Linked DNA regions of Homo sapiens: region 2 is linked to region 1. A link is a loop called in an ENCODE intact Hi-C map of the cell type or tissue named here. Cell type or tissue: PC-3. All regions are shown on one strand. Region 1 overlaps MAN1A1 (mannosidase alpha class 1A member 1). Region 2 has its middle 51 kb from the start of FAM184A.

Region 1 (2,500 bases):
TACCAATTTAATCTACATTGTATACAACATTCTATATCAGGGGTCAGCAAACATTTTCTATAGAGGGTTAGATAGTAAATATTTTAAGCTTTACTAGTCACATACTCTGTCTCACGTTTATTTTTAATAATCCTTTAAAATTTAACAACCCACTCACAGCTCTGGTAGTATAAAAACAGGTCTTGAGCCAATTTGGCCAAAGGGCTGTAGTTTGCTGACCCTTGTTTCCTATCACTGGATACATTTCTGTAACATCTTTTTAAAAATAGCTGTATCATACACTAGTTCTGGTATAATAAGGATACACCAGAACTTATTTAGCCAGTCTTCTATTAGTCAATATTTAGGTTTCCCTTGTTTTGATATTACAAACAGCTTAGAATGAACATCCCTGTACATACTTATTTGTATATATAACTATTTCCTCAGGTTAAATGTTTGAAAGTGCAATTTCTGGTCAGCATTCATTCAATTCATTCACTCACTCACTAACTATAGCTGTAGGGTCAAAGTAGCCATAGACAAAATGTGAATGAATGGGCTTGGCTATACTTTGCTAATCCCTGAATTTTGCTAATTTACTTGAAAGCATCTTTATCTTTTTTTCATTTAGAGGCTTTAACATATTTTCATATATCCCATTTCATGACAACACTGCATCTGTTTTTAATAGATCAGTGTTATATTCTTACAGTACTATAAACAACTCAATGAAACAATGCCCTGCCTTAATAACGATCATCATCAGAACATCAAAATGTCACATAACTCAGTATCTTTTTTATTAGAAGAGTTTTGAAAATATCAGACTGAAATAGTTTGGCAGGCAAATGCCTCTTTAGAATACAAACACAAATAATAACAAGAAACATAATTTATGTTGTCCATTGTAGCTACTCATGCACTATCTAAATGTCTTGTTTTTTTATTGTTTTTTTTTTTTTTTTTTTTGAGATGGAGTCTCGCTCTGTTGCCCAGGCTGGAGTGCAGTGGTGCGATCTCGGCTCACTGCAAGCTCCGCCTCCCAGGTTCATGCCATTCTTCTGCCTCAGCCACCTGAGCAGCTGGGACTACAGGCGCCTGCCACCATGCCCGGCTAATTTTTTTGTATTTTTAGTAGAGACGGGGTTTCACCGTGTTGGCCAGGATGGTCTCGATCTCCTGACCTCGTGATCCACCCGCCTCCACCTCCTAAAGTGCTGGGATTACAGGCGTGAGCCACTGCGCCCCGCCTATTGCTTTTTAAAGCTATTGCACACACGCACATATTTCAACATAGTTGAAACTTTCTAAATTACAAACTTTCAAAAAGGAATTGCTTGCATAATTGACCTTTTAAAAATGTTAATCCATTTATTCAACAAATATTTATTTAGTGCCTATGTACTTAGGCACCAAGTTGCACAAACACTTGGGATACGTAAGTAAACATGACAGCTGTGGTCAATGACTCATAATAACACTTGTTTTTGAAGTGTAACACTGGAAAAATGTGATACATAGGAAAAGGATCAAGTAATAACTTCCACTCCTCTTCAAAAAGAAAATGAAGACAAATACTATGAATACTCCACAAGGTAATCAGATAAATCCTCACCATCAACCTTACCACATACAATTGGCAAATTTAGAAAGAGAATAGCACAAAACTGTAAAGAAAGTTCATGGAAGTGTTTTTGAAGATCTTAAACTCAGTTTTAGATAAAACTGACTTTACCCAATATGATTTATGTACATTACATGTATATGTTTTCTTCTGAGACTGGCCAACATCCTGAAGGTTATTGTTCAGACAAGAATCATCCTAAGTAGTGAAGTAACTGATCTATTAGATTTGTTGAAAAGGACTAGTTCTAAAAGAAAGAGTGAGATAGCAGCATGTGTGTTTAAAAAAGATCCAAAGCTCTAAGTGGAAAAAACATAGGCGGGCAAGGGTTAAAAGGGAAATAACAGAAGTGATGGTGGATGGCAAGGCAAGGGTAAAAGGGAGTAACAGAAGTGATGGCAGATGGGTGGCAGTGCAGAGTCCCGTCCTGGGGCCAGGCACCAAACACCGGCTGTCTATAAAACCCACAGAATCAAGGTGCAAAAGAAATGGAGTCAAGCTGTTTCAGCACTAAACAAATACAGCAACACACTGTTTAAAAACTTAATGTCAATACTGAACATTTCATTTGCTATAAAATAGAGTAAAAGTGAGGTACTGTTACTCTGGCCCTAATTTTAGTCACTCCAAACCAGTACCATTGAGGGCAAATGGCTGATAACCATGGGAAAAAGAAACTATCTTATTTTACGCAGTGATAATAAAAACAAATAAACAATTCTGGTAAAGGTCAACATGGATCTTTAAGGAAATAAGATTTCAAAAGCCTGTTTAAAAAACTTCATTATATGGCTATTATAAAAAGTAAAAAAAAAAATAAATAAATAACAGAAGCTGGTGGGGTTGTGGAGAAAAAGGAATACTTACTCACTGCTGGTGGGAATGTAAATTTAG
Region 2 (2,500 bases), 130 kb before region 1:
TTTTAAAGGGAAACTTGGTATGGGAGATGTGAGGGACTAGTGCAGGATGAAGGGTCTGTATGTTTGTTCTGATGGTTATCTTGGGTAATTGCCTATCTGGAAGTATGTTTGGCATTATTTTGTCTTGGGCCAGATGGTGGTGGACTAATTGTTTGAGACTCCTTCTAAGCAGGATGATTAAGCAGGGGCTCTGTGCCTGGTTTGTTTCAAGATTATCTTCTGAAATTTCTTAAGCAAGAACATAATTAGATAAACATGAGTTACTGGAGAGGAGTGTCTAGAGAGGGAGGGAATAAAAGGGTGAGTGGGGAGGGAAGGAAGAAAAAGAAAATGTGTGATTAAAAATATTTTTAAAACTGAGGCCCCCAGTTACAATAAAATACCAAATTCTAACCTGACTCTGGTATAGCATCGCATGGCAGATAGCAGGCCTGGAAGGAAATCAAGGTATTTTACCCCCAAATATATTTCTTTGACATATTTTGAAATGGTCCTGCAAAGCTGTCTCCTGTGGATGGGGGAGGGGCCCTGGAATTTGCATTCTGTAGAGAATCCCCTTCCCTTACTAGTTTTTTTTTTTCCGGAGAGCCTGACACCTTTTAAGGTCCAATAAAAAACACTGTCTATTCTCTCTGAAGCCTGCTACCTGGAGGCTTCATTTATAAGAACCTTAGCTTCACAATCTCCCTTAACTCAAGCATTTCTTTGTGCTGACTTTAAACTCTTCAGGCAAAACTCAACTCTTTCAACCAATTGCCAATCAGGAAGTCTTTGAATCTACCTATAACCTGGAAGCCCCTCTCTCCCAGATGTCGCACCTTTCCAGGTCGAACCAATGTGTACCTTACATGTATTGATTTATGTCTTTGCCTGCAACTTCTGTCCCCCTAAAATGTAAGAAAACCAAGCTGTAACCCAACCACTTTGAGCACATGTTCTCAGGACCTCCTGAGGATCTGTGGCTGGGCAGAGACACCTAAATGTGATCTGCAGAGGATTGCATAGAGAAAGCTCTGCCTGTGGCTGACATACTGAGAACTAACCTGGGCGCCTTACAGCAAAACCATCCATGAAGCAGATGTGGTGGGGCTTTCCTGATCTTTTAGGGCCCAGATGCATTTCACTGAGATGCATGTTGCCTTTTTCTGAAAGCGTCTCATAATTAGTCTTTACATGTGTTTCAATCTGGTTTCACACTCGTTAACTGCTTAAATTGTAGAAAGCGCATTTTATTTCAGTCCACTAGGGGGAACCAGAGGGATTAGGCATTGGAGCTAACAAGCCTTTAACATTCTTAATACTGTAATTAGAGAAATTTCTAGGGGTTCTCAAAGTGAGCTGACTTTGAGAGAGCTGAATAGGGGGGTGTTTTTTGGTTTCATTTTTGTGTTTTGTGTGTGTGTGTGGGGGGTTGTTATTGTTGTTTTCTTTTTAACTTATTTGCATAAAAGACTATTTTTTAGAGCAATTTTAGGTTCACAGCAACATTGAACAGAAGGGGAGTTTAGAAATATGTAGATTTCCAGCCCTTGCCCCCAATCCACAAAATCAGAAGCTTTGGGGATGTGGCCCAGAAATCTCTATTGTAAAGGTTGGTGGAATATCTGCCTTTGGCAAAAATCTACTTAATTATATAAACTTTAAGCCCACCAGGGGCAGGGACACACTGCAAGTTCCTAGCATCCACAGCAAGATGTACAAACAGAGGCTCGCAAGGTTTTAAACATTTTTTTTTAAAGATAGAGGTGAAATACTTGGAGATTGTCAATATTTGGAGTATGAGTCATATATTTTTCCATGTCAATATTTGGAATATGAGTCATATATTTTTCCAGTTGAACAACTTCAACTGTTAAGCAGAATCCACATAATTTACTTAGAGCCCAAGGAAAATCTGAAAACCACCATTTGAGGAAGACTTCCGGCTCCAGAAATGAAATTTTAGGGAGCCCCCAAATCAGAAAACAGTATATTGTTTCTGAAATAAGCATTTAATGAAAGACTGACAGATTCCTGTAGATCTTATCCAGACTCAGGGAATAGAAATAAATGCCCTAGATTCAATTGCCATTAGACACAGATGTTTCCATAGTATCAAATACATTCTGGCACACTGGCCAACAGACACAAGTTGGAGTTACAGGGAGAAGAGAGGCCATAGAGATTGTCACAGGGGAGGATTTAATACATTCTATCTTCATAAAAAGCAGTTTAGTATAAAATGAAGATACTCATTGATTTATAGGGGTGTATGTTAGATAGCCCAAGTGATATAAAAAAATTAGCAATCTAGTTTAAGAAACACAGAACTGCCTACCCTGATGGACCCTGCTGCACTTTGGAAATTTACAAAGTAATTTGTTTAAACAAACGTCAAATTGCCAGAAATCATATGATAAGACCCGGTCTTCGTAACAGGTCTCTGAAACTCTAGTTTGAATATCAAATAAAAATTCAGAACAATGATTTGCCTTTCCCAAGGTCCACCTGAAGTGGGTAT

The links. Peaks named below come from ENCODE experiments on the same cell type or tissue, not always from the same donor. Only the 100,000 strongest peaks of a DNase experiment are listed, where the experiment ranks them.
Region 2: a loop joins it to region 1, with 4 times the contacts of the local background. A loop is called at or near these places in 4 of 110 quality-filtered maps.

Annotation. Positions count from the first base shown.
Region 1 is chr6:119,260,046-119,262,545 of GRCh38, forward strand. All of the region lies in intron 5 of MAN1A1 (mannosidase alpha class 1A member 1), which reads right to left. Among named protein-coding and RNA genes, the nearest start is that of MAN1A1, 88 kb to the right of the region's middle. In PC-3, no CTCF peak of the experiment used is centred here; a DNase peak (open chromatin) is centred at 1,436; H3K27ac peaks cover 1,547 bases.
Region 2 is chr6:119,128,319-119,130,818 of GRCh38, forward strand. It overlaps a transcript of FAM184A not described here. Among named protein-coding and RNA genes, the nearest start is that of FAM184A, 51 kb to the left of the region's middle. In PC-3, CTCF peaks have their summits at 1,246 (motif pointing right) and 1,447; DNase peaks (open chromatin) are centred at 1,243 and 1,773; H3K4me3 peaks cover 699 bases; H3K27ac peaks cover 1,242 bases.